Linked DNA regions of Homo sapiens: region 1 is linked to region 2. A link is an interaction called in ENCODE POLR2A ChIA-PET data of the cell type or tissue named here. Cell type or tissue: Panc1. All regions are shown on one strand. Each heading gives the region's core, and the rest is flanking DNA. Links, peaks and the distances in the headings are about the cores only. Region 1 holds the start of LOC105378004 (a long non-coding RNA gene). Region 2 overlaps CCN2-AS1 (CCN2 antisense RNA 1).

The links. Peaks named below come from ENCODE experiments on the same cell type or tissue, not always from the same donor. Only the 100,000 strongest peaks of a DNase experiment are listed, where the experiment ranks them.
Region 1: POLR2A ChIA-PET joins it to region 2 with 5 read pairs; 2 of 35 experiments call an interaction of 5 or more read pairs at or near these places.

What each region holds. Positions count from the first base shown.
Region 1 is chr6:131,062,479-131,077,901 of GRCh38, forward strand. It overlaps LOC105378004 (a long non-coding RNA gene), which reads left to right and starts at 925. Exons shown (of 3, transcript XR_942993.3): 1 at 925-1,138; 2 at 6,416-6,532; 3 at 12,145-12,700. It overlaps EPB41L2 (erythrocyte membrane protein band 4.1 like 2), which reads right to left and starts at 767. Exons shown (of 20, transcript NM_001431.4): 1 at 677-767. RefSeq lists silencers at 224-323, 664-1,003. In Panc1, for the core only: no CTCF peak of the experiment used is centred there; no DNase peak of the experiment used is centred there.
Region 2 is chr6:132,013,039-132,028,461 of GRCh38, forward strand. All of the region lies in intron 2 of CCN2-AS1 (CCN2 antisense RNA 1), which reads left to right. Among named protein-coding and RNA genes, the nearest start is that of CCN2, 69 kb to the left of the region's middle. In Panc1, for the core only: no CTCF peak of the experiment used is centred there; no DNase peak of the experiment used is centred there; H3K27ac peaks cover 2,132 bases.

The DNA of each region.
Region 1 (15,423 bases), core at 7,235-9,734, 950 kb before region 2:
CACGAAACACGCGTCCCTCTCCGCAGCTCCCAGACGGCGCAGGCGGCAGCTGGGGGCGCGGACGCGAGCCTACAGCGGGCCCGACCCGCACCGCGCGTGGGGCTGGCGCGCCGCCCTCGCCCGGCTTCCCGCAGTCCCCACGCGCGCGGCCGGCCCGCGCTTCCCCTCCTAAAACCTTCCTCCTGAAGGGCGACGCCGCGGCCGACCCCCTCCCCGCGGGGGGGATGGAGCCGGATTTTTCCCGCTGTTGCTCCACGGGGCCCGGACGCGTGACCTGAGCCCACGGCACCCCGGGGGGGACGGCGTCCTCCCCGTGCCCCCGCCTTTCCTGGCTCCGCCGGGACGCGGCCCCGGTCCCCCGGAAGAGGGAAGAGGGGGACCGCGGGGAGCAGCGAAGCCGGGATCCGGCCCGGAGCAACAGGACCCGGACCCCCGGGCAAGAATCGGGTCGGGCAGAGACCGGGAAGGAAAGGAGAGAGGGAGCCGCAGAAAATCCCAAAGCCGGGCCCCCTCTCCCCGCCCCCCATCCCGGTGGGACCGTCCCGCCACCGCTTCCTGCCCGGAATCAGCTTCCCAGCTGCAGCCAGAGGAAAAATCTGAGCCGCCCCTGCAACCCCACACTGACCAGTCGCCCGGCCCGTGCAGCCCCGCACGCCTCCTTACCCCGACGCCGTACCTCAGGAGCTCGCTCGCCGCGGGACCCGTCCCTCTTCAGTCCCAGCCGCCGGCAGCCGCGCCTGCCTCCTCCCTCCGCTAGGTTTCAAATTGAAATTCCCTGACTGGGGCCGTCAGAGGACTCTGAGGGCCGGCCCCGCCCCCTCGCGGCGGAAGCCCCTCCCGCGACCCCGCCGGACGAGCCCCCGGCGCGGAAACCCCCGCGGGCGGTCCCGCCCCCGACGCCCAGGCCCCGCCCCTGCGCGGGCGGGGGACCTTTCCCGCGGGATTCGGCAAGCGCGGCCGCGGAGACCCGGGGGTGGAGGACGTCTTTCGCCCTCAGGGCAGCCCGGATGACAGCTAATGCGCCTGGGCAAGGCGTTCTCAACTGCGATTCCCGGCCTTAAATGTCCTCTCAACTTTTAAAAGTTATTTATTCAAAGTGCATTTGCTGACTAAACCTTCACTGAGCGCCTTCCTAGAGGTAAACACTGGAGCAGAGCCTGGAGATGCAGAATAAGGAAAACTGGGTCTCCCTCAGTCTAGAGTGGAAAAAGTGCTTTCACAGGAAGGGCATTGAAAAGGAACCATTTATTCTTCCTGTGGGAGGGACAGGAGGGGTTGGGGAAACCCCGTGGAGGAAAGGCCTCCCCAGAGTAAGTAGGATTTCTCTGGGCAGAGGCCTGGGAATCTGGATTGCAGAGCATGACCACGGGTGAAGAAGAGTCTGGAAAAAACCTAGTTTGGGGCTAAATTGTGGAAAGCCACAAGCACACACACGCTACCCTTCTGGTTCTTTTCTTTTGTACAATGAGGTCAATATGTTTCAGATTCAATATATTTCATCTTTTGAAGGTTTGCACGTCAAGCTGGTGTCAAACAACGTGTCCAGCTCACTGCCTCCAGCATCTGCCTCACACGCACCTCTTATCCCTTTTACTCCTCCCACTTTTATTGAGGTCTTTAGTGATTCCACCACAGCCAAAGTCGTCTCCCTTTCTTTCCTAAACAGAACCTTTTCCAAAATTAACAATGTCAAATGAAACCTCAGTAACAATACCTTCCAGTTAACAAAATACATTCACATATTTTATCATCATTTGATCCTCACAATCACCCTATGAAAAAGGCAGGCACGTTTGAGCTCCATTACATCAAAAAGATTTGGGAAGATAAATTATTTGCCAAGGTCCTTCTAGTAAATAATACAAATAATAATAGTTAAGGTTGATTGTGTGCTTTATGTGCTAGGCATTGTTCTAAGTCCCTTACATGTATTAATTTAATCACAATCCCATATGCTAAGTATACAAGTTAAATTTTATAAGGTGTGCTAAAACAGAGCAGAAATCTGATTAGACAGCAATTCTGGTAAAGGAGACCTGGGAATTTAATGAGAAAATACTATTATTTTCTCATAATAAGAAATATGCAGCAGATTTACAACGAAACTAATGAAACAAACTTCGGGATCTCTCATTTTCACAAGCCTTGAAACTAACTTTATAATTTTGTATTTCATTTTGTGTTTTTTAAAGAGTCCCTAAAGTCATATAAGCTTTTGGGCCCATAAAACATTGAACCACCCTGATGGAGCCCCCTTTAAAATGCTAGTGCAAAATAACATAAATATAGGCATAGTTAATAAAATATAATGCCCTTCTCATAAGAAAGGATATGCTTACTATACTCTGCGTTGAAGTACATGAATCACTCCTATATGCCACCTCTTAAGAAGAAATTTTTCCCTCCAAAAGAAAATATTGATAAGCTAAATTATAACCATAAATGGGTGACCTTGAAAATGTGGGAACCAGCAAGATTTAGCCTAAAGAGATGATTAAAGGTGATAAAAAGGTTGTCAAATGTATAAAGGCTATTGTGTGAAAGAAGAATTGAACTCTGTTTTTGGACACAGCCTTACATAGCCCTGGCATTTTAATGGAATGGAACAGATTCAGTGAGGACCTAGCAGGAACTGAGGGCAGAAAAATCAAGTCCCAGAAGCTATAAGGAAGTGAAGAAAACTGATGGAAGTGGCATCATAGAGATTTAGCAAACAACAGGTGGTAGTCCAGACAACCAGGGAAGTCTAACAAGAAGAGAAGAGGGGTTTGAACAGAAAGAAGGACAAAGTCCTGGAATAGGTGACATCCAAAGACTCAGGCAGGCGGAAGCACTGTCAGGACTACCAGGCTGCAGTTCAAGGGCAGAATGTTAATCCCCAGGAAAACACTCTAGGTAGAACAAGATTGGGTCTTCCTGCTAGACACACTGTAGTAACAGGCAAAGGACTGACACAGAGAACAAGAGAAGAATATAGGTACTAGTCCTGAGAGCTACCACATCCAAATTTACCATAATAGCCTCAATCCTGGGCACTATGTGCAAGCAAAGTTAGTCTGGAAGTATGGACTAGAAATGTACCCAGGACCTCCTTAGTGCCCTTACTTACCAACTCACCCCCATAGGCGTGGCCTCTGGAAGAGCTTGATCTCACTATATCCATGAGTCATCATTTTATCTTTGTGCCTTCTGTGTGCCAAGCCCAAACCAGGTTGGAGTGGCTCTGGGTTGAGGACCTGCCCTTCCTTTACGTGGTCCACAGGCAGCAAGACCTGAAAATGCCCTCTCCTACTATTTCTAAGGCATTCTCAAGCTTCATCGTGAATTCATGCAATCCCAGTTCCACTGCCACAGCAACAAACATATCACACAAATGACTGCAGGAGTCACTCTGTCACCTGGCCAACTTTGGCTCAGTTTCAACTGGACTACAAGACCCTGCTTTAGTGACTTAAAACAACCATTTTATTGCTTGTGGTTCTTTGGGGCAGGAATTCAAGCAATGCTCAGCTGGGAGGCTCAACTGTGGATAAAGGATCTAAGATGGCTTCACTCACATGTCTGGCAGTTGGTGCTGCCTGTCAACTGGGGCACCTAATTTCTCCTCCACATGGACTCTCATCCTCCAGACTCTTTCTCTCTCTCCCTCTCTCTCTGTTTCTCTCTCTCTCCCTCTGTCTCCCTTTGTTTTCTGCACGCGCTCCCTCCCTCCATCCTCTATGTGGCCTATCTAGTAGGATAACCCAGACTTCTTTACATGACACCCAGCTTCCAAGAGAACAAAAACAAATGCTGCAAGGCCTGCAAGGGCTTTGCCCAGAAGTCACACAGCATCACTTATGCTCCATTCTGTTGGTCAAAGCAAATCAGAGGGCCAGCCGCAATTCAAGGAGAGGGGTCATAGACTTTGCTTCTTGGTAGGAGGCGTGGAATGTCTGTACAGTGAGGGGGAAAATTGTTGACAGACATCTTGTAAGCAATTCACTACAGGCACCATGTTTTTCTAGTCTGGTATTCAAGTTGGCCCTCAAGCAACTCTTTATACAGATTTTTTATCAAAAGCATCACAGGACCTCCTTTCCATCTAAGACACACCAAGTGATGTCATCTTTGGAAAAGCCACTCCCAACTATGGCTAATAACAGGTATATGCATCTCAAGCCTGCCAAACTGAGGTATTCTCTCAATTGTAGTTGGAGTTTTGCCACACACACACACACACACACACACACACACACACCCTACTTAATTAGGCTCAATGACAGAGAAACAGGGATGGACTGGCTGATTCCCTTAAGCTGGAACAGAGTCTTCAGAGTTGCTCCTCATGACATCTCATAATCAATTGCTCCCTAGAGCTGAAAACAGAAATGGTACAGATCCAATAAAAGTCCCAGAAAAGCTACATTTGGAAAGCACATATGTATATTATTTTAGCGCGTGGTGGCACACACCTGTAATTCCAGCTACTCGGGAGGCTGAGGCAGGAGAATGGCTTCAACCCAGGAGGCAGAGGTTGCAGTGAGACAAGATGGCGCCACTGCACCCCAGCCTGGGCGTCAGAGCCAGACTCCCGCTCAAAAAAAAACAAAAAACAAAAAACAAAAAAACAAAGAGACATCAAAAGAGAAGGCTCCAGGCTCATTCATAGACATAGTCAAAGCAAAGAGGAGACTCTGAAAAGAGCCTAAAGGGCTCTTTAGATTCCTATTTTGCAGGGAATACGCAGAAGTCCTGCTATGGAAAATGATTGAGACAGAACACCAAACTTTAATAAAAGTGGACTGGCATGTGACCACCCCACTCCACTACATGCCTGCAGTCAGCAGACTGCCCACTTAATTAGATGTGGGGATGAGGAAGGTAAAATGACCTTTAAGCAGTGTCATTGGACTTTGCTGGACAGACAGAATTACCCCCACAATACCATAGACAACTTCTGATGTGGTGTGACAAGGCGAGCCAAATTCCTTGGGCCCACGCTGGGGAGCCTTGCCTGAGGAGCATAATTTGTAAGTGGTCTCAGCAAATGGTGGTAAAATCCATCAACAGCGACAATCAGAGCAGCAGAAGAGGCTGTTGAATTACAGTACCAGGGGGAAAATTAGAAGAGTAATCCCCTGGATTATATCCTTGAAATATTTACATAGCCCAGACTTGATTGGCTAGTTTGTAAAATAGCCCCCGGAAATAGTGGCGACAGTGGGATTGGAGCTGGAATGTTGCCGTTTCTAAGCAAACAAATTCCTCCCTTTGGAAAATGGACCATCTTAGAGAGTGGTCCTTCGTTTATTCAAAACAGATGTGTGGCGGAAGGTTGGTATTAGCAAAGTACCATTCTTCAGTTTAGTTTTGTGTGGTTTCCCAAGGCACACAAATGTGTTCTACTTATTAGAAAACACTTAGAAGGATAGGGGTTTTAAGGTTATATGTATGCTCTTACTGCTTATAATCCCACTCTCTCCAGAGGAAAACCTTCCAGGAGGGTGCAATAGCTGAGAAGAAGAACACACCCAGAAAATGAAAAAGGACGACTCAACCATAGGTTTTGCAAAGGCAGGGACTTCGCTTTCTGTACCATTGTATTTTAGTTCCAAGCACTGCAACTCATAAAGGGCTTCTTCAGTAAACATTTGTTGAAAGAGTGAACCTAATTGAAAATGAGTGAGGTACCTTCAATTTCCTACAATTTGATAGATCCGGTATTCGGAGGAAAATTCCCAGGGCATAACACCTAAAAATGATGAATGTAATTTTTTAAAGCATTTAAAAAATACATGGCTGAGCCTGGTAGAAAAGGTAAAGTAATTGTGAGAGGCTAGAATCTGTGAGGAAGAGCAAATCCCAAAAGATAAGCAGATGCTAAAGCAGGCACAGGCTCTGCACACATTGATAAGGCTGTGCCTTGTGCAAGAGCACCCAGTCAAGGTGAACAGTGAAGCGATGTTTAATCCACACTTAGCTTCTCAAGGCTTGACTCAGCCCGGAAGAAGAAATGTGTTTTTGATATTCATCCGGCAGGGCACAGTGGCTCATGCCTGTAAACCCAACACTTTGGGAGGCCGAGGCAGGCGGATCACTTGAGATCAGGAGTTCGAGATCAGCCTGGCCAACATAGTGAAACCCTGTCTCTACTAAAAATACAAAAATTAGCTGGGTGCGGTGGCATCAGCCTATAGTCTCAGCTCCTCGGGAGGCTGAGGCAGGAGACAGAAGTCAATAGGAATACATAAGATTTTTAAAATATAATTAACAATATTGAAATAATGAACATACGTAGAAAATTTCACTCAGCAACTCAGAATATGCATTCTTCTCAAGCATACAAGGACTCTTTATGAAAATTACATAGTAGGCTATAAAATGAGTTTCAACTAACTACCTTCCTTCTTTTCTTTTTTTAAATTTGAAACAGAGTCTCACTCTATCACCCAGGCTAGAGTGCAGTTGTGTGATCACCCAACAGTCCCCACAGTTCTTCTGGGCTCAGGTGATTCTCCCACTTCAGCCTCCCAAGTAGCTGGGACTACAGGTATGTGCCACCATACAAAGCTAATTTTTTCTTTTTTAAATATTTTATAGAGACTGGGTCTTGCTCGGTTGCCCAGGCTGGTCTTAAACTCCTGGCCTCAAGTAATCCTATACCACCTGGCTTCCCAAAGTGCTAGATTACAAGCATAAGCAACCGTGCTCAGCCAGTTTACAACTTTCAAATTTCAGGTTTAAACCGAAGCCTCAAATTTCATACAACTGATATAGTCTAGCATACCGCACACTGACTTCATTGCAATTAGGTAATGAATGAATAATAACTAAATAACTTTTAAAACTCCATTTATTTTCAGGAGGAGGGAACTTCCTAATATTTCATGGGCAGAGAAGAAAAAACATAATAAAAATTATTAAAATGCTCAGAACAACGTAATGACATGATTAGAATGATTGTGGAATTCAGCTAAAACAGTGCTTCAAAAAAAATCATAGCCTTTGATGTATGTAGTAAAAAGAAGGAAGGCTGAAAATTAATAAGATAATCATCCAACTTACAAAATTAGTTTGAAAAGAATATTCTCTAAGAAAGTAATAAATATAAGAAGAAATTAGTGATCTAGAAAACATTGGGAAGAGAGGATCATCACAGTCAAAATTTGGTTCTATGAAAACACTTATAAAATTAATAATCTCTGGCAAGACCAATCTAGAAAAAAAGTAGAAAAACTAGAAAAGTGAGATGGCACAAATGAGCAATAGTAGGAATACCAAAAGGGAAAAAGAAGAAGCAGCGATTTAAAAGATAACCCAAAAATACTATTAACTTTAAGACAAATGTGAAAGCTTAGGGAAAGGGAAAAATTCTTAGAAAAATTATAAATTGCTAAATTCAACTAAAGAAGAAATAGAAAAGCTAAACTTTTCTGTGAACATTATTGAAATTGAATCAGAAGTTTAAAACTTCCCAAAAAGAAAGCACCAGAGTTAGGTAGTTTATAGATGAGATCTACCAAACAGAGTCAAGAAACAAGAAATAACAAATTGTCCTTGCTCTGCTGCTATAGCACTGCATGTTCGGCCTACAGACCACTTGGCTTTTTAGGTGATAGCTTGCTAGATCATGAGAAGCTGTATCTGAAACTGAAGGAGAGGCTGCACATCTAGACCTAGAGATCATGTATTGTGAGCTAGATTACGTGACATTGTGGGACTTAGGGTTGTTTTCCTTGTGGAAAAGGTGAGTATGTTCTTTGTGTGGAAAGAAGGGGAAGCAGATGTTTCCCTACCAGAAGAAGAGATCACTGGAGACAAGGCTATGTAATCACCAAATCATATTTTCTTTTCCACTGGAGCACAAAACTGTCTATATCTCCCAGCATCCTTTGCATTTAAGTGTGGTCATGTGAGTGGGTTCTCGCCAATGGGATGTGTGTTAGAGATGATGTACGCTGTCTGTAGGCCTAGTCCCTATTAAAAAAATCTCTTGTATGATCTATCACTCTCTGTCTCTTCCTTTGTTTGTTAAATGCAGAGGACCCAGAGGAGGACTCTGAAGCCCTAGGGGATATAAGAGCCTCTAAAATGTAAGAAGCCTGGATCCCTTAATGACTATATGGAGCAGAGTCCTCCCCCATGCCCACCCATAACCAATACTGAAGTGTGAGTAAGAAATGAGGGAGAAATAAACCCTTATATTGTCGAGCCACTAAGATTTGAGGGGTTTTGTTTTGTTGTTGTTGTTGTTGTTGTTTTTAACAGCAGTTAGCCTACCCCAAAAATATAGCAGTGCTAAACCAACTCACCTAGAAAACAGGAAAAGAGGAAACACACTCCAAGTCATTTTATAATTCCAAAACACAGGAACACTACAATGAGGAAAATCTTCAGATCAATCTCAACAACAGGGAAATATACACAACAGGGAAAATAGCTAAAATCTGAATTAAAGGTATTAGCATAATAAAGAAAGAAATGATAAATTGTGATGAAGAGTATCATGGAAATTTGACAGAGTTGGTGGCTTTTGAGAGGAACTTCATGAGCAAGGGTGTTGAGACTTCAAAGAGGAGCTTGAGTTTGTTCCTGATTGCCTATATGCAATAAGGAATCACTACAGATTTCCAGAAGAATTGTCTTTTATTAAATGTTTTATTCATTTATTACTGTAAATATAGCTTTCCTATAAAGTCTTACTTAAGCAAAACTTCAAAGTATAATAACTCAATTCATTAAAGTCTAAATTCAGTAAATTGAGCAAATATTTTTATCGCAATGTGCCATAAGCTAAGTAGACTTGCAAGCCGGTCCCTCCCTCCACCCCTCAAAAAAAATGAGTGCTTGGCTTGTAACTTCTTAACCCATTGCTCAATTATGTCTAAATAAAAAGAGGTTTGGTGAAATTTTTACATTAAAAAAATTCGGTTTTTCTCTAAGAGCTTCATACATCCCTTGTGAAAGAATAATACTCATCCTGATATGTTGCTTATGTCAAGTATTTAATATTCCAAAATATCTGCCCCCCCCCCACCCAAAAAAAAAGAGTGAACTAAGTAGAATCCTCCAAAAGTGGGTGGAGGTGAGCCTTTGGGATAAGTAGGGTCTGACTCTTCATGTGAGCTCAGTGGTGTCAATCACAGCTTTCTTGCCAAGTTAATAACACTCGACATTCTACCACCTGGAGTAGGAACACAGTGGGAGAATTTCAGATGCATGAGGTTTTTCCAAGAAGAAAAGTTTAAGATGTGAGAATAGGCTGGTTATGAGATCTATCAAGCAAATTCACCACCAGTCTGAACTGATCTGATCTGCCTGGTCAAACACTTTGCCTTGCTTCCTCACCAGTATTTCTTCAGATCTCCAAAAGCTCTGACCTCAACAAACAGCTTTCCCAGTTGGTTTCATTTCTAGTTCTAATATTTAAAAATAAGTTTTTGTCTGTTTTGGAAAAGGCTAACAGGCAAGAGTAGGCTCCCAAAGATAGAAGTCGTATCTAACATCTTATACCGCAAAGAAAATTAACCCACTTATACCAAAGGTTGCAAATTTATTTTTTGAAAAATCAAACCTTGGCAATGACCTTGAGCAGTAGGACATAAATAACCCCCACAAGCTTAGCATCCCAATAATGGAACACTAGACATAAATGGATTAATTAATTAATCCAGAAGTTAGCTGAGGTTAGGGTTGGGGAAGACAAAACCTGCAGTGAAGAACTCAAACTTCCCCATGAGGAGGCGTTTATACCATGCATGCAAACATGACAGAGTGAAAGCAACATATTAATCTGTGTCTTTTTTTCAACAGCTGTATTGTAAAGTTACAATGCATTTAACTTGTCCCTTATTGAATTATATGTAGTTAAAACTTTTTGCTCCTATAAATAATGCTTATAATAAAATTAATATTCTTGTCTAAATGTCTGTAAGTAAAATGTACAAGTATATATGTAGGATAAATTTCCAGAAGTATAACTATTGGGTGGAAGAATATTTGAAGAAATTCTTCATATGTGTTGCCATATTTGATGACAAATTTTATGGCAAATTACCTCATAGGTCACTGGCTGGACTGTGGATTGGCTGGAAGGCTGTGGTTCAGATGTTTGGGGATACAATATGGCTGTGCATGTACTGGGGGTGAGAGGTGAGGGTGGCAAATTTACCAAGAATATTCCTGTTCAAGGAATATCCTGGGGCCCATTCCCTCTGTAGAAACTGTAAATACTACAGGTACTGTGTTTGAATAGCTCAATATTATTAGACCCACGGGAAGATCTGGGTCTTGAATACCCTAGAACATACAAAGAGAGAACAAGGAAACAGGTTCTTTGAATGATTACATTTACTCCAGGCATAATTACTGTGCCAATGCAAAGCTACTTCAAGATGGAGATCTCTTAGGTAGGGTCAGAAAAAGAGTAGACATCTGTGTGTTTAGTCAATTTTGACTTTATTATATTTGGAAATTTGAATTTTCTAAACTTGCTTGTTTTTATGCTTTTGAATTTTTTAAATTGAGTTTTGATTTTAGTTTAGATTTATTTTTATTGCTATCTATTTTAAACATCTGCCAGAACTACAGTGAAGGAAAAAAAATAAGGGAAGATTTTGATAAAACCTAAGTAACAGGCCAAGGAAATGGAAAGCCAGTTGCTTCCAGATATAACAGAGACAACATTAGTAGAACATCAGGAGATCCAGAAAACCACAGGAGGCTGACTACTTGGCACAGTTGGGAGACAAACCTTGTAGGCCAAAGAAAGAAAATTGAAGATGATAGAGATTTCTCTTTTGCTTTCACACACAAGTTTCTTTAACCTTTAGCAAAAGATGCAATTCATTTTGTAGCTGAGGATCTTTAATTGGATGGCATTTAGAAGAAAACATAGCTAGTTATTTAATCTCATAAATTCAATTCAGTATCTGTAATTTCTCTAAATATTTCGTAGTTTTCCACATAGACATCTTTCTTAGCTTTAATTGTACTTGTTGCTAGGTATTTGATTTTTTTCATGTTATTATAAATAGTATCATTTTGTACATTTTGTTTTTTAAGTAATTTATATATTAAATGGAAATGCAATTGATATTAGTATGTGTGCTTTGTATCCTGTGATCTTAATAAATCTACTGTTAATTCTAACAGTTATTCTGTAGACTCTTGATATGGTTTTGGCTTTGTGTCCCCACCCAAATCTCATCTTAAATTATAATCCTCAAAATCCCCACATGTCAAGTGCGGGACCTGGTTAGAAGTGACTGGATCATGGGGTGGTTTCCCCCTGCTGTTCTTGTGATAGTGAGTCAGTTCTCACAAGATCTGATGGTTTTATAGGTGTTTGACATTTCCTCCTACACACGCTCATGCTGTCTCTCTCCTGCCACCATGTAAAACATGCTTGCTTCCCCTTCTGCCATGATTGTAAGTTCCCTCAGGCCTCCCCAGCCAAGTGGAACTGTGAGTCAATTAAAACTCTTTCCTTTATAAATTACCCAGTGTCAGATATCTCTTTATAGCAGTGTGAGAACAGACTAATACAACTCTTTTGAATTTTCAGTGTACACTATGATGGTTTTAAAAATCTGCCCACAGGCCTAGCATAGTGGCTCACAACTATAATCACAGCACTTTGGGAAGCTGAGATGAGAGGGTCGCCTGAGCCCAGGAATTGAGACCAGCCTGGGCAACATAGCTGGACCCCATTTCTTTCTTTTTATTTTTTTTTATTTTTTTTATTTTAAGTTCTGGGATACATGTGCTGAACGTGCAGGTTTGTTACATAGGTATACATGTGCCATGGTGGTTTGCTGCACCTACCAACCTGCCATCTAGGTTTTAAGCCCCGCATGCATTACATATTTGTCCTAATGCTCTTTCTCCCCTTGCCCCCCTACCCCTCAACAGGCCGCAGTGTGTGGTGCTCCCCTCCCTGTGTCATACCCCTTTTCTACAAAAAAAATAAAAATAAAAATAATCTGCCCACAAATTTTTTTAACGTACCTTTGTCTGGCAGAGACTAATTTCCTTCCACTGAGTGTGAGACATACTTGGTAACTTGCTTTTAACTAAAGGGATATGGCAGAAAATTACAGAGTATGATTTCCAAGGCAAGATTGTAAAAGATGTTGTGGTTTCTATCTTGCTCTCTCTTAGACCATTGGTTCTGGGAAGCCAGCTGCCATATGGTGAAGACCCTCAAACAGCCCAGGGCAGAGGCCAATGTGCCAACAACCAAGTGAGTGAGCAATCTTAGAAGTGGATCCTGCAGCCCCAGGAAAGCTTTGGATAACTGCAACCCTAATTGATGTCATGAAAGACCTTAAACCAAAATCGATCAGCAAAGCCACTCCCGAATTCCTGACCCACAGAACCTGTGAGATAATAAATATTCGTTAGGCCAGGCCCTGTGGCTCACGCCTATAATCCCAACACTTTGGGAGGCCTAGGTGGGTGGATCACCTGAGCTCAGGAGTTCGAGACCAGCCTGACCTACATGGAGAAACCCCGTCTCTACTAAAAATATAAAAAACAATTAGCCGGGCAATTAGCCTGTAATCCCAGTTACTTGGGAGGCTGAGGCAGGAGAATCGCTTGAACCTCAGAGGCGGAGGTTGTGGTGAGCCGAGATCACACCATTGCACTCCAGCCTGGGCAACAAGAGTAAAACTCCATCTCAAAAAAATAAAAAAATAAATACTTGTTGCTTCAAGCTGTTAAGTTTTTGGGTAATTTGTTATACAGCAATAGATAATTAAAATGTGTACTACCCACATTTTATTTTCAAATAATAGTTTTATTTCATTCTTCTCATTTTCTTCTTTATTCCTTATTCTTCACTTACTATACTAGCTGGGACAATGTTGAATAGAACTAATGACAATGTGGCTCTATATCTCATTCCTAGTTTCAAGGAGAATATTTCATTCATTATTAAGTACAATGCCTATGTTTAGCTTTAGCTTTTTGGGTAAATACCTTTTATCAAACTAAGAATGTTTATTTCTAGTCCTAAATTATGAAGAGTTCTCTTCTTTTTCTTTTTTTTTTAAAATAATGAGCAGCTGTTAAATTTAATCAAATGAGTTTTTTTCCTCTGAATCTATTAAGATGATCATATATGATTTCTTTCCTTTATGAAGTGAATTACATTAATTGATTTTCAAATGTTAAGTCAACTTTGTGCTCCTATAATAAATTCAGTTTAGGCCAGGCACGGTGGATCACGCCTATAATTCCAGAACTTTGGGAGGTGGGAGGATCACTTGAGCTCAGGAGTTGGAGGCCAGACTAGGCAACATGATGAAACCCTGTCTCTACCAAAAAATACAAAAAATTAGTCAGATGTGGTAGCACATGACTGTAGTCCCAGCTACTCAAGAGGCTGAGGTGGGAGAATTGCCTAAGCCCGGGAGGCAGAGGTTGCAATGAGCTGAGATGGCGCCACTGCACTACAGCCTGGGTGACAGAGCAAGACTCCATCTCAAAAAATAAATAAATAAAAAATAAATTCAATTTGATCATAATGTATTACCTTTGTACACACTGCTATATTCAATTTGTTAATACTGTATTTAGAATTTTTGCATTTTCATTCATGAGAGATATTGAACTGTAATATTTCCTCTTTAGTAATGTCCTTAATTAAATTTTGGTACCAAGGTGATGTTAGCCTTATTAAGTTGCAAAGTTTACACTCATTTTCTATTTTCTGAAAGGGTTCTTATAAGATTGGTGTTATTTTTTCTTAAGTGTATAATAATTTACCAATAAAGACATATAGTCTCAGAAAATTTTGTGGAAAGGTTTTTAATTACAGGGCTTTTTAAATCAAAAAAGGTTTTGGTAAGTTGCGTTTTTAAAGGAATCAAAATTTCTTCTGAATTTTCAAATGTATTGGCATAAATTGTTCATGTTTTTATTAGCCTTTTAATGTCAAAAGGATCTGTAGTGCTGTCTCTTTATTTCTGACCTAGGTCATTGTGCTGTCTCTTTTTGTTGTTGTTTGTTTTGTTTTTTTGAGACAGTCTTACTCTACTGCCCAGGATGGAATGCAGTGGTACAATCTTGGCTCATTGCAACCTCTGCCTCCTGGGCTCAAGCGATCCTCTCACCTCAGCCTCCCAAGTAGCTGGGGCCACAGTGTGTGCCACCACACCCAACTAATTTTTTGTATTTTTTGTGGAGATGAGGTCTCCCTATGTGACCCAGGCTGGATGCTTTCTCTTTTTTTCTTGATCATTCTTGCTGGGGGTTAATCAATTTTATTAGTCATTTTAAAGAAGACCTTTTGGCTTTAATTTTTTTCCCAGTGCCTTTTTTTTAAGAGACAGGGTGTTACTCTGTTGCCCAGGTTTGGGTGCAATAGTGCAGTTATAGTTCACTGAAACCTCAAACTCCTGGGTTCAATTGATCCTGCCACCTGAGCCTTCTGAGTAGCTAGGACTACAGGTGCTTACCACCACGCCTGGCTACATTATTATTGTTTTATAGTGACAGAGTCTTGCTATGTTGCCCAGAGTGGTGTCAAACTCCTGGCTTCAAGCAATCCTCTCACCTCGGCCTCCCAAAGCTCTGGGATTATAGGCATGAGCCACCACGCTCAGTCCCCCGAGTGTTTTTTGTTTGTTTCTTTGTTTGTTTGAGATGGAGTTTTGCTCTTGTTGCCCAGGCTGGAGTGCAATGGCGCAATCTCGGCTCACCACAACCTCTGCCTCCTGGGTTCAAGTGATTCTCCTGCATCAGCCTCCCAAGTAGCTGGGATTGCAGGTATGCGCCACCATGCCTGGCTAATTATTTTTAGTAGAGATGGGGTTTCTCCATGTTAGTCAGGCTGGTCTCAAACTCCTGACCTCAGGTGATCCACCCGCCTAGGCCTCCCAAAATGCTGGGATTACAGGCGAGAGCCACCGCTCCCGGCTGGTGTTTTTTTTTGTTTTAATCTAATTGGTATCTGCCCTTATTCTTCTTATTTCTTTCATTTGTTGTTCTTCTAAAATCTTAAAAAAGCTACTTAGATTATTGATTTTTCAGTATTTCTTTTTTCCTTATATATGCATTTATGGCTATAAAATTCTTAACCTTTCATGCATTTTGATATTATATTTTTGCTTTCGTTCAGTTAAAAATATTCTTTTGGTTCAAAATCTGGGTGTATTTGGCACTATTTGATACCAAGACTTATTGTAAAGCTGTAAGATATGCGATATTGCCAGAAGGATAGACAAATAGGCCACTGGAACAGAACAGAGTGTTGGAAACCAGACCCACACATGTATAGTCACTCAATTTATGAGAAAGGTGCTGCTGTAGGGAAACGGAGAAAGAATGTTCTTATCAAATAAATGGTATTGGGTCTATTGGATATCCATAAGAAAAAATAAATGAATCCTGATCCATTCCTCCCTGTCCATATAAAAACCAGTTGTGGCTAGA
Region 2 (15,423 bases), core at 6,458-8,957:
AGCTTGTAGCTTTGCAGGTTTATTTCTGTGTGTATATTCATCTTTAGTTTTTAAAACAAAATGAGCTCTAAAATGATCATTTTAGCCCTGTGTTTTAAATTTTATTAATAAATTATCAACCTATTTTAATATATGTGTAGTTTATTCATTTTACTGTATGAATGAGATAATAATTAATTTATTTCATTATTGGGGATTATTAAGATTTCCAGTTTTTATTATTGGAAGTAATACTGCTATTTACATTTCTGTACACATCATCACCTGTCTCATAGGTTTATTGGAATTAAAAAATACACTAGTACATGTAAAATTCTGAAAAAATATATGACAACAAGTGCTTCAAAATGTTATAAATGTATTATTCTCTTTATTTTCTTTGTTGCTAGTGAATATGTCCATATGACAAACTTCTAGAAATGAAATTACTGGGTTGTTAAATATCAAATTGCCCTCCAAAGAGGTCCTCTCAAGTTATACTCCCATCATCAAGGAGTAAAGAATATTTGTTTTCCAACACCATTTAAATTAAACTTTTCAATAGAAGCATCACAGACATATAGAAAAAGTACATGCACATTATAGGTACTGGCTCAACAAAGTGAAACCAGTTGTGTAACCAACACTCAGATCAAGGCAGAGTACATATCATATCCATCACTCTGGGGGCCTCCTTTGGGTTCCTACCTTGTCCTAATTTGCTTCTTCCTCTCCAAAGTTAAGTGCTATCCTACTTATGGCACCATCGTTTAGTCTTGTATTCATTTATAGTCTGGCTTCTTTCACTCAACATTTTGCATGTATTGGATGATTATAACCATCCCTGTTGTTGCAGGTATCAATAGTTCATTCATCTTCCTGTATCCTACTGCAGGAATATATTGTAAATTATTCATTGTGAATGGGCATTTTGTATGTTTGTTTTATATGTTTATTACAAATAACACTATTATGATTCTTCCACACGTCTTTCGGTATATACATGTACACATTTCTGTTGGACATTTAACTCACAGTAGAATTGCTGGTTCATAGAATAGGTGTCCATTCAACTGTGAAAGATACTGCCAGTTTTCTAAAGGAATTGTGCCAGTTTATCACTATGTCAGCAATGGGGGGTAGTACCAGTTGTATATTCTTGCCAATTCTTGGTATTATTTATTTTAAAAAATTTGGTCATTCTGATGGTTGCGTAGAGGTATATCATTGTAGTTTGCAATGTATTTTCCTGATTATTAGGGAAGTTTAGCACCTTTTCATATGATTATCAATAATTTGGATGTTCTTTTTTGTGAAACACCTTTTCAAGTCTTTTGCCTATTTTAAAAATTGGGTTGTCTTTTCTTTATTTATTTATAGGAGTTCTTTCTTTTTCTGGGTATGTGCTCCTTGATATATGTGATGTCTCATACTTACAGTTAGAAATATTTTTTCTCTTAATCGTGTCTTTCAATAAATAAGTTCATCTGTTTTTTTCAAACTTTTCCTTTATAATTATTACCTTTTGTGACTTGCTTAAGAAATGTTGAACTACCTAAGGTTGTGTTTTTTACTAGAAGCTTTATTGTTTCACTTTTTCTTGTTAGATTGACAATCCATCTTAATTTTATGTGGTCTACTCAAATTTCCTTCATGCAGATATCCAATTGACTCTGCACCCTTTATTGAAACATGCTATAGTGGCACCTTTGCTGTAAACCAGGTGATCACGTAGTATAAAACTCAGGGGCTATTTGACATCTGTACTTTCTATTAAATGGGAAAATGCAGTGTCTAGTAAAAGTAAATAAAACAAGTTTACAGAGAAATGCAACGGAAAGAAACCTGGTTGTGTGGGCCATCTTGATTCCAGTTATTTAGTAATCCCGGAAGAACTGTTTCATCTTCCCAAACCAAAACTTCATTCCCATTGAACAATAATTTCATGTTTCTCTCCTCCTGTCGTCCCTGGCAGCCACCATTCTACTTTTCGTCTCTATTAATTTGACTACTAGGTACCTCATATCACTGGATTCATACAATATTTGTCCTTTTGTGACTGACTTGTTTTGGTTAGCACAATGTCTTCAAAATTTATCCACGTTGTAGCGTGTGTCAGAAGTTCTCTCCTTTCTGAGGTTGAATAACATTTCATTGTACATATATATCACTTTTTGTTTATCCATTCATCTGTCAGGGGACAATTGGGTTGCTTTCAGCTTTTGGTTATTATGAATAATGTCGCGATGAACATGGGTGCATATGGATTGTTTTTTATGTTTTTTATTTGTTTCTTTGATGTACCTTTTTGTCTTGCTTAGGCAAATTAGACTTAGTAACCAGAGGTTCTCAACTAATATGCATGTACCTGTTTACAGACTTCTTATTGTATTCCTTTGCTCTACCAGCCTTTTTCTATACTAATACCATACTGTGTTAATGATTTTTCCCTCATTACTGTATTACAAAAAGGCATTGGCTACGTTTCAGCTTTTTTTCCTTAGATGATCAATTGTCAGGTTCTAAAAAGAAATGGAATTTGGTATTGCATTGGACTTTTAGTTAATTTGCAGACAATCAACATTAAACCTTTCTTAACAGTATATACATAGGATATATCCTTTTATAAAAGAGCCAAATAATACTAAGATTGGCCCCTTTTTTCAAAAGTTCTAGTTCTTTTATCAGATCTGAGATATATATACATATACACATATGTGCATACACGTATATGTATGCGTGCATACATGTATACATGTATAAGTATACACATACATATGTATATACACATATACACACGTATAAACATGTTTATACACACATATACATATCTATGTATACATATATGTATACATATATACACACATATATGTGTGTATATATACACACATATATATGTGTGTGTATATATACACACATACACATATACATAGATATGTATATATATGTGTATATATATACTCATACACATCTTTCTTTACACTTTACTACTGATCTGATTTATTCTTATTTTTAACTTCCTTTTGTAAAAACTTGAATGGTGAATGGCATGTATTTTCCTTTAATGTCCCTATTTTGAGATCTATCCATGTTCATAGAAGTAGACCCTCTTCATTCTTTTTATTTGTTACAAGGGATTTCATTGCATAGATATATTTTATTTATCTAATGATTTCCCTTTTGATGGATCCTTAGAGAATTACCATTTTTCAGCATTACAACATCATCATGAAACTCTTGATACATACTTGTTTTGGTTCACATTTCTCTAAAACCTACCGAAAGCAAATTGCTTGGTTTAAAGATATACACATTTAAAATTTAAAGCTATTGTCAAATTATCCTCCAGAAAATCAGTATCAATTTATATTCCTAAGAGGCAATCACAGACATTTTCCTATCTCCCTACAAACTCATAAAGTTTATCATTAAAATTTATTCCCATTTGGAGCAAAAAAAAAAATCTCCTGATTGTTTTATTTGTATTTTAATAGTTTCGGGATGGTTGAACAGCTTTACTTATTCATTTGGCCATTTGTATTTCCATGTCTGTGAAAAGCCAGTTTATAAGCTTTGCTCATTTTTCTATTTTTGTCATTGTTTTAGTTTTTTCTTACTGATTTGATCCAGATGATCTGTTCACAATGCAGTTTAAATATTAATATTTTGTCTGTAATACATACAATTAAAATATTTTTCTGCATGCTGTCAATTTTCTTTTAACTTGGTATGTGCCCTTGTTTGTATGGCTATATTTTGAAGTTTTAGAGTTGATACAGTCAAATTGACCACTCTTTTCTTTTTTAATATTTATCTTATTTTTATTGCTTTTTAATATATCTTAGGCAGGAAGGCTTCCCTACATTATAGTTATAAATATATTTACTTCATTCTCTTTTAGTAATTTTATATTCTTTAATTTTACATAAAGTTCTTTGACATTTAAAATTTTTTTGTGTGCACATGTTAAGGCTACTATATAACTATTTTTCAACATTTGTCTTACAGCGTGTGTGAATTATTTGATCATATTTTTCACTCATTTTTTCTTTTGGCAAATGAAGGCTATATTTTCCCCCAAATGTTGTTGGAATAGCTAGTTCCATCCTTTTTCTCATTGAACTTAAATATCCTCTTTATCATATATCAAACTATCTTTTAGTCCTGGCTACATTTGTATATATCCTGTTCTGAATCTATTTGACTACTTCTGTGTTAATATCATACTATTTTCATTACCATGGATTTAAAAAAATTGTTTTTAAATCTCTACTTTTCTTACATATTTCATTTTTACATGAAGTTGAGAATCTGTCAAGTATCATCTATAATCTTATTGGGGATGCATTCAATTTATACACTAATTTTGAGGTAATTTACATCATTATGATAGTGAGGAGTTTTACCATGATATACACATGCAGAACATGATTATCTCCATTTATTCATGTCTTTTTGTGTATAAGTCATTAATGTCTTATAGTTCTTGTTTTTTCATATTAGTTTTACCCCATTCATGCTACACTTATTTATAGACCATTTAAATTGTTTTTAATGACATGAATGGGAATTTTCCAGTTAGTGGCTCAAATAACTAATTATTGCTGATATAAAAAGACAAATGGTGATAGTTACACATATTTATTTTAAACATTAATAACTTTCTAAAATAAATTTTTTGATTCTTATGAATTTCCTTGATGTATAATCATGTGTACATATGAATGTACAACTTATCTTTTCTTTCCAGTATGTATGTATATGTGTTCTTCTTTTATTACTTTTTGTTTTATCCACAATCTCCTGAATAATGTTGAATAGCAGTTTTGATAATATACGTCCCTGTCTTTTTCCTGTTAATGAGATTGACTTTAATATTTCATTTTTAATGTGGTGTTTTTCTGTTGATGGCCAATTAAGAATTCTTATTATACTACACAAAGGTACAAATTATGTATGTTTTAGTACAAACATGACATGTGGATATATCAAAGTCTGGAATAAAGAACTGAACACAATGTGTTGGAAAGACATCAGATCTTGGAATAACCAGGTTGGAATCCTGGCTCTATCACCTAACTAGCAGTTTGACATTGAGAATGATACATAACCTCTTTGAATCTCTTTCTGCGTCTGAAATAGGAAGATAATAACACATGCAAGAGATGATATGTGTCATGGGCTCTAAAATGTCTGCTGCGGTATAGACTCAATAAATCTAGATTGCCCTCTGAGATCCCAGAGGACTTAAGCAACAGAAAGTCAAGTAAAAATAGCAAGAAACCGTTGTACTCTTCCTATCTTCTTGCTCTTAGTTGAGAGCACAGGATCTGTTAGCAAAATGTAGTTCATATGGTGCATTTAATTTTGCTAAAATGACACTTAGGGAATTTTTAAAGCTGGATCCACAATATAACTAAATCAATGATATAGCAAATGGGTGATTCCATTAAGCTTGAAATTTTCTCAACTTACAGATAAATCAAAAAGAAAAAAAATCTTTCTTCCATAGTTTTATAAAGTTAATTAGCTCCATATATCCATGAATAGGGAAACAATCTCATTACACTAAGTATTTTTATTTTAAGGGCCAAATAGCTTCATCTAGATTTGAGAAGTCATTCAGAAGTGTTCAAAACCAATATAAAGATCACTTTATTTCGAAGTATGGCTTCTTAGTGATGTAAGAGTCAAGTTTCTACTAAATTAATAAAAAGATTTAAAATAGAAACAGATGAACTCATTATGAAGTGCTTTATACATCTTTGGATTTTCATAACTTAGAAAAGCAGAAGTCAATCACCACCAATTGGACACATTTCTTCTACTTAGCTCCAGTCAGAGCTTATGACTAAAATGATTTTGAATTGTTCTGCATAGTTTTTCATGGATTTGGAGAGATCTCACTCTATCATTAAGAATTTGGCTGGCATATATCTATATGCCTACCCTGTCAATTGTTATTAGGTATAACAGTCTATGATATTGTGAGTCTGTGGCTTTTAAAGAGATGTTCATTTCATATATGTCTTAGTTTTAACGTATAAAGCAGGAAACAGGTGAAATATGCCTTAATCGGATAGATTGTGAGTCCTTTTGTAGCAGGGAGCATGCTTTCTGTGACTTGTACCTCCATAAAATTAAGGGAAGAGTTCAGAGTGCAGTATGTGCTTCCATAAATATTTTAGTGGTGATTAGAGAATATAATATTCAAGTGATTTAGGGGTTTTGTATGGCAAACTTTATAATGTATAATTTCAAAGACCGTTTTTCCAATTAGGGGCTGTGTTTATTGACGATAGGGATGTAAATTACTTATATCTGTAAGAGCAACGTAGTGCATTTAGTGGGCACTCAATAAATGCTAGTTGAGTAAATGAATGAAAAACAATTTGAAAGTTATTTTTAAAAGTTTATTAAGTGAACTTCAACTAAATACAAAATAGGGTAAAAGTATAAAGAAATATAAGCTTAAAAATAAATATTCTAAGAAGCTATATTAGTCAACAAACTCTCTTGGGGAAGGGAATGTACTTCCTTCTTGTTAGAAAATGGTTTGTATGAAAATGAATAGCACCTGTAATGGTTAATTGTCTTGCTTTAAAATCTCAGAGGGCAGAGGGAGTGCTCCCAGGTAAGTCCAGTCAATTTATATCCTATAAGCTTCATGGCCTGCTCCCTCAGTGGTGGGGACATTCTCTTTTGTTCTCTAAATGTACAATGAGACACATTGATCTAGAAGCACTGAGATTTAGTGCCAGTGTCAGCATTGAAAACTGAGGCCAGCAATAAATATCAATATATGGAAAGCCAAGCATGCTTAAAACAGTGTGGTAGGCCCGGAGGAAAGGGCAAACACTGAGAATATGAGAAGAAAAGGAGCAAAGTCCCCAAAGGAGAAAGAAGTGTCTTTATTTTCTACATTTCCTGTGAAAGGCTAATTTTGCTGCTTTCAAGCAATTCAAAATGATTATAGGTGAGTTACTGCTGCAAAGATGCTTCTCTGTGTGTGTGTGTGTGTGTGTGTGTGTGTACACACTAGCAAGATCTCTTGCTTTTCAAGAGGAAAGGTATTTTTATATTCATTTAATCATTTAGTCTGAGACTTCTGATTCTCTTAATTTGTCATCCAAAGGGGGTGTGTCCAATTTTTCTCCGTGTGTCCTCAGACACAGAAGGCTGAGGGAGAGTGATGCAGGCAAGGGCTGCTGACTGGTTTCCCCCACCCGCCTTCCTCTGAGCCTGGCCTGGTGTGTGGCTGCTGTTTATACCTGCTGAAGTGCTTTCTGTGTTTGAGTTGGCGCTGCCAGCTTACACGTTAAAGCCCCAAGATGTTCATGAGGTCTGTCCCAGAGCTTTGAAACCTATGAGCTGGCGGCTGGGGCGAGAAATGTCTCTCTCAGTTTTTGGGTGAACTCCATGTTTTTTCCAGGAGGTTAGATCACTGTCCACAATCCAGGCTTGCTAGACAGAATGTAACAGTTGCTGTTTGAGACATCCTGAACTTTTAAAGGCAAAAGGCAGAGGAGGGAGGGAGAGGAAAAAGCCCAGGGTCAATTTAACAGCTGGAAAGGAACATTTTTATATCTGGTCAACAAAGATTTTTACTGAACTGGAAAGCTTTATCATCAAGCAAGGAAAAAATACCACTTCTTATTATGACAAGGGGGTATATTGTTACAAACTTCCCAGGTCCATTCCAAGTCATGTTTGAGACCAGACCAGATTCATCAGTGGTTGTGGCAGAAATATTAGGTGTGATATAATTTTTGTAAAAATTTACCTGGCCATCTCCCTGCTCCTTTCGTCAGTCTGTAAAGATTTTTAGAAGACTCATCTTTTTCACAAATGGCAAAATTCTGAAAACTGACACCTACTTGTTCCCTGCCCACAGTTCTTGGCTCTTTCATGTTGCCCTTTTTGTCATATTAGGAATATTAGTATCTGTTTTTGTTGTTGTTGTTGTAGTTGTTGTTTTTGAGACAGAGTCTCACTTTGTCGCCAGGCTGTAGTGCAGTGACGCAATCTCGGCTCACTGCAACCTCCGCCTCCCAGGTTCAAGTGATTCTCCTGCCTCAGCCTCCCAAGTAGCTGAGACTACAGGTGTGCACCACCACACCCAGCTGATTTTTGTATTTTTAGTAGAGATGGAATTTCACCATATTGGCCAGCATGGTCTTGATCTCTTGACCTTGTGATCTGCCTGCCTCTGCCTTCCAAAGTGCTGGGTTTACAGGCATGAGCCACTGTGCCTGGCTTATTATCTGTTTTGTTGTTGTTGTTGTTGTTTGCCTAAGATTTCTCTCCTTCATCTCTTTCAATGAAAAGTCTTAGTTCATGGGGAGAATTCTGTTGTTGTTATATAGCTGAGTATGGCAGGAATTCTATATTTTGCTTCTGTCCCTATGTGTGTATGAATGAACTAGAGACATGTAAAAGACCTCATACCTGAAAAAAATTGACAGAGATGTCAACTACTTATATCTGTAAGAGTAGAAAAATTACTAAAAAAATTTTAGTAAATTATTTAAAAGTTTTATGCCAAAGGGCAGTAATACGTCCAAGCAAAACAGTAGACACATTGAAGAATAAAATTTAAAGCTGGATATGATCGAATTCCAAGTTCATGGCAACTTTGTTTACAGGAAAACATAATAGAGCCCTTGTCACATTCTCCCCTCTGCCACCCCCAAACAAGTACAAAGTCTATGTTCTTATAAATATGTTAAGAATTTCATCTGTAATGTTTGTTTATGAAGACCATAAAAATGCCTTTGAATGAAGTAAGTCCCAGTCTTATTTTGCCAAGCCAAGGGAAAGAATCCTTTCTTTTGGTCTTCCACCTAGAGAATTGCTAGTGAGGCGTGAATGGTCTCTTCTTGACTCTTTAAGGTAGCATATTTATACTTGGGCAAAACTCAGTGGTCTTCCATATCATAGTGACAGCCTCTTTCTACCTCCCTCTCCATACCTCTTTCTAATTCACATTGCTTGCCTGACAAAGCTGAAGAATGTCTAAATTGAACATTTAATTTGACCTTGTCTGGAAGCAATGCCATTAGAGACAGACCTATGTTATATCAACTCTGATGTGATTATAGCTGTCCCAACATATGAGATGGCTTTGTTTGTCATTCAGGAGGCCTACTGATGCAATGTGTATTCTCTGGACCTCTTCATGAAAAAAAAAATGTTTATACCTGTGAGCATGTCCAGATGGCAGTGAAAGACTCCCATTCATGAGAGCAGCACTCAGCAATTCATGGTTGCCAAAGTATGCAGCGAAGGCATGCCCTCTGCCATTCCATGGCCTTGTAAGGAAACAGTTTCTAAGGTGACAGACTAGCACCCTTGAGGCCAGAGACCCTAGTGTTTTAGATTGGGGGGATGTGGGGAGGGCAGGGGGACAACATGAAATAATACCGAGAAAAGCAGTTTTTGTCATTATTCTGGCAATTTAGAAAGGGGAAAGAGTGAGAGTGGGGAAAGGAGAAGGGGTTCAGAGTTTTCCGCTTTAGGTCTCAAAGAAATTTAATTCAGATCTGCTCTGCGCATTGTGAGCATAATGCCCTTTTCATGGGTTAATTTCAAGGACATAGGAGATTAAATTAGGTCCAAGGCATGACCAAAGGGACAGGCTCTGGGCTTCCAGGCTGTGATTGTCAGGTGGTAAATAGGCAGGCACTCCAATTCTCTTGGAATCTGTGGCATTCTTGGGATTGCTTTTTCTGTGTGATATTCCCTTAACGCTATCACTGGAATGGTAAAATGTCACTTGAACAAGAGTTCTCAAGGAGGTATTGCTGACCCTAACAATATTGATGGGAAGGATTTTTTCATTGGACCACCTCCAAATGTAGGAAAATCTCAGGTGACAGCTTCTAGCATCCAGCTGTATTGTAGATTATAAACTCAGTAGGCAATGCTGAAAGATACTATGTCTTTCACAGAATTTGGCACATCGTTACTGCTTCATACCCAATACGTTAAGGGTAGGGAGAAAGCTTTTTGTGTGGATGCAGAAAATAGCTTTAAAAATTAAAGAGGTCCTCAAGTTAAAAAGGGAGAATTGTTTCTGATAACCAAGTTTGCATTTGCTTAATCTTGGTGTTATTGGAGAAAAAGAAGGGTTTCTACACATCACACTAGGATTCTGGATGATGAAAGCATAATAGCTTGCTTTTGCTAGCTTTCATCATGTTAATGTTGTTTGGGTATTATTGAAATGGCAAGGGGCCTGGCATACATGTTATTTTCCAAACCTAAATAGACTTTCATGAAGCTATCTGGTTGTATTGGCATAACATGAAACCGATTCTTAACACCCAATGGTAAGCGAAGTAGGGTAGACTAACAAAGAGTCAGTTTGGGTTAGAAGAACTTCCCCTTGTTCAAGTTTATTCTCTTTAGTTCAGCACTTTTTTGGATATTTAACAGACAAGGATACAAGTGAATAGACTGGCTCTTTGATGCTCCCTGATATGGCACAGCAGAGGGCCAGTGGTGGGGGGTAGTCAATCCGGCCACCACAGAAACTCATTAAGTCACAGGGGCCATGAAACTGCATGGAGTTAATGCAGTCTCCTACCATTTGTAACTAACAGGCTGGGACAAAGGCCCCTTAGCACACACAGAAACTACGCCATGTAAGGGATTATTCGCTGTATCCCAATTAACATACTACAGTGGTCTCCTCGCTGCCATCTAGCTGCAGTAGGCCTGGCCCTGTCCTGCTATAACAACATTATAGTAACCACAAGAGGCCCTGGAAACTATCAGTCATTTCTTGTGTTGAAATGCTATTAATTCCCTGGAAACTTATATTAGGTAGAGGGAGGGGTGAGCCGAATGGAAGCCTTCATGAGGCCTCAAACAAAAAGGGCCATAGAGATACCTCCTAAGAGCCTGATCATGAATACCTGTATCAAAATTGAGGAAGAGGACTCAAGGGAACCTCATAAGATTCACTTAATAGTCTACTTTTAAGCTGGTGAATTTTAAGGCACCCAGAAAAAAGAATTAACTGTTCCTTTCTTAATATTTCCAGAAGAAAATACTACATGTAATCTCCGAAGTGCCAATTCCATGTTTCAGCCCCTAAGGATGTCTTGTGTCAAATTTACATCCTAGCTTTTTCAATCAGACTACTTCCTTTTACTATTTATTAGTTGTACATAAAGAGAACAGTCTATCATTCCACTCAACACAAATTTGAACAACATCCTAAAATTTCCTCTCAAAGGAATTAACAAGAGTCCCTAACTTCTACACAGATTGTAGTTCATAAGGATGTTTGGAAATTTGCAACCTAGTTAGAAATAATATGTTACTGTTGGTGGGAATGTAAATTAGTTCAACCATTGTGCAAGACAGTGTGGAGATTCCTCAAAGATCCGGAACCAAAACCACCATTTGACCCAGCAATCCTTTTAATGGATATATAACAAAGGAATATAAATCATTCTATTACAAAGATACATGCAAGCGTATGTTCATTGCAGCACTATTTACAATAGCAAAGACATGGAATCAACCTAAATGCCCATCAATGATAGACCGGTTAAAGAAAATGAGGTACATATACACCATGGAATACTATGCAGCCATAAAAAAGAAAGAGATCATGTCCTTTGCAGGAACATGGACGGAGCTGGAAGCCACTATTATCAGCAAACTAACACAGCAACAGAAAACCAAACACTGAACTAAACTGAACAAAGCGGGAACTGAACAATGAGAACACATGGATACAGGGAGTGGAAAAACACACACTGGGGCCTGTCATGGGGTGGGGTGAAAGGAGGGAGAGCATTGGGAAAAATAGCTAATGCATGTTGGGCTTAATACCTAGGTGATGGGTTGATAGGGGCAGCAAACAACCATGGCACATGTTTACCTATGTAATAAACCTGCACAACCTGCACATCTACCCCAGAACTTAAAATTAAAATTAAAAATAGGAAATAGTGTTATATAATAATAATTGTAATAACATTTGCTGCATGCTTACTGTGCCAAGTATTGTTCTAAGTGCTTAATGTGTATTAATTTACTTGTTCCTCTTTAATAACCATATTAGGTAGGTATCATCATTCTCAGATTATTAAACACTGAGTCATAAGAAGATTAAATAAATTTTCCAAGGTCACACTGATAGCAAATAGGAGAGTCAAGAATTAAGCTGAACCTGGCTTCAGAGCGTATCCAGGTGTTCTGCCAAGTGAAAAATGAAGTTTTAAAATAAGGTCCTCAATCTCATGCAGAAGGGCCTTTCAAGTACATCATTCTCCTGATATGGAATATTCTACTAATAGAATTATAAAACTTACCATGATGTTTAGGACAATTTGTGTGTGTGTGAAAATGTTCTCATAAGATTTCCTCAGTCTTATTCCGAGTTTTTTGTTTATTTTGCTTTTGTTTTTGTTTTTGCTTTAGAACTGTGTGAGACAAAACAGACATACAAAATTTCTTTGATAGTCCCCCTCATCTCTGTTTTGGTTGTTTTTGCTTTTGTTATGTAGGTCCTGAAGGGGAAACAGGGTTGCATCTTGCTGAGGTTGTGGGTGCATGCGGAAATGGGATGGAGAAGTAGACTGATGTGTAGGCGCTGCTTTTCATGAGCAGGGCAGGCGGGGAGAGAAAGGACTGGCCTGGGCACAGCAGGGAAGGCCCAATGGTAACGCTGCAGAAAAGGCAGCATGGGGAGCAGGGAAGGGTCGAGAAATAATTCATTGAGCTCACATTTCTTCCCTCTTTGCATTTCTTCATTTTATGCCACCATTAGACATGTCACATGAACTCAACCCAGAGAGAGAGAGAGATGAGGGTATGACAGAAGCTACAGGTGCAGGGCACTCCCTGTAGGCCTGGAGATAATTGTGGAAGGAACGGGTTGGGATGCAGAGAAAAGCATTGAGGACTATTTTAGTGGGGGAAGGGGACTGACTGTATCCAGCTGAATGGGTGGTTTTACTTCAGCTTTCAGGGAGGTGGCATTTGGAAATAAGAATCCAAACCCCGCTTACCAAGAAACAGCTTTGGTAGAACCCACAAACTTTAATGTTTCCCAAATACTATTTTACATAGAGTGCCCCCCAAAAGAGGTAGAGAACTTAAGATTAATCCAGGGTATTATTAACAAGGACTTGACAACAGGGTCTGTGTAGAAAGGTTAAAGCAAGTATAGCTAGAGAAAGACGGCTGGATGGCTTCAGAGTCCTGTTTACATTCAGGGAAATACCTTACTAAACAGGTAAGACTTATGGCATCATTCTATTCCAGAGAAAAGACAGTTTGCATAACTGTGATGGTGATTGCTTGAGAATTCTCTTCTGCCTGAGGAAAATGAGTGTTTTCTGCTTTCTCAGCCTTGGGGAATTTATGGTGTTCCTTCCTGGCTTCGACATTGAACATTGCCAGGAATAAAAAATCACAATTACTTTTGCACCAACCTAATATTTCATAGTTTCTGAGTATGTCTAGGGGCCAGGCTAGCTTTGAACTCCAAAAGGGGATGAAGCCAGAGTGTGCTGAGGAGAGAAATCAATAGCCTTTCTCCATTGGGACTCTGAGGGACATTTTCTGTAACTCTGCAAATCAACATTAGAATTATAACAGAAAAAAGAAAAGAAACTTGTGGTGAAAAACATGGGAGACATATATTCTGCATTGACCACCTCAACTTTCTTCGATGACTGGAAAGAACATTGCCAAAGAGGGTATTGATTAATAAAAAGAAAAATGAAAGATTTAAACTCTGTGCCAACAGTTATAGGATAAAACAAGAATCTCAATTACATAGACTTTCCTAGGATCTCAGATAGGAGGCTTCATTCATTTTATAGTTAGGTTCAAAATGTAATGGCTTAGCAGATTATTGTGTTTACATTGGCTGTAAGATCTATCATTGATTTAAGTAAATTTTTGAGTGTGACAGTGAACACATTGATTTTAAGACAAATTCTGATTCCAAGACATTAAAATATAACTTAGTATTAAGGATGTGTGATTTTATGTAAAAGCCCATGTAATATTCTTCACCATTTCAGCTCAGTACTTTTCACCACTGAAGTTTTGGTTGGGTCTGTCAAGAAAATAATTTAAAAATGTTACTTAATTTTTATATTTCTCACATAATATTTTAAATAAAATTAGGATGCCAATGTAAAAGAATCATGGAAAAGTCTCAATCTTTGTCTTCTAGGAAATATTTTCACCCACTGAATTCCAACAAAAATTATGAGTTTGTAATTTATGTAATTTGATTTGGTCATGAGGGAATATTTTTATGGGATGCATGTTATGGAATAGAAAAAGAGCTGAGCTGGAAAGTAAATAGCCTGGATTTTAGCATGCGCTCTGCTATGCCTGTGATATTGGGAAAGTCAGATTGAAGTGCCCTGGGTATTTTCAAAGCTACAGGAGCCTCAAAATTTACCATGAGCCATACTACATTTATTCTACTGGTTTTCACATAATAAGTAAAAACTGAACAGAGAGTGCCTTTTCAGATTACTTACAGTTATTATGGGATTATTCAATATAAAAAGAATTATCCAACATAAACTCATTTACTTTATCCAAACAAAAGCTCCCTTTTAGGTAGTGGTTAAAGGCAAGGACATGTAGATAGTAACATGCAAAAGTCCATTAGTTGCCTTGCTGTGTAGATGTGGGTGTTCTTGGTCTCTCTCCTGCCTACACCATCATGGGGGCTGAATCCTGTGAAAAGGCTTCCTTCAAAGTGAGGTGCAGAACCTTGTGCCAGGAACTTGATCTTCCAGCTGCAGGAGGATGGCGGCACATTATGTTCCTTGCAGCGGGGAGCAGCATAGTCACTAACGATGAAGCTCAGAGTTTTCATACCCTGTAGCAAGCTTGTCCAAACTACTTTATTTTGTTGTTATTGCTGTTCTGTTTTGTTTTATTTTAGACTTTAGCAGCCTGAAGCCATGGATTTTAGTTTCTGTCTTTAGTGATAAGCGGAAGAGAGAGATGAGGAAGGGGCTTTACTGGCCCAACCAGAGACAGAAACTAAGAACCCATGGCTGTATTCTCTCTCTTGGACATCCCTGCTAGGAAAACTCCTTTTTTGTGATTGCTTCCCTTAGGGGTTTTCGGTTCACATCCTTGCTGTGATTGACTACAGGCAAATTATCATACTATGTTGATTCCAGAGATGATTCATGTGAATTCTGCTTCAACCACTCTCATTCATATAGTGAAAAACTTAACAGATAAAACAAGTTAGTTGGTCCTAATATGTTGATGCTAAGAGGTCATTGGACTTAGGCAGCCCTTTTATATTCATGCTGTGTTTAGAACTGGGACTTAAGTCATGATTCATACATTCAAAAGGAAAATGAAGGTCTGTACTGGGGTTGCTCTATGATCTAAATAAATAAATTAGTATCTCTGATTTTTCTCTCTGGTCCAAATACA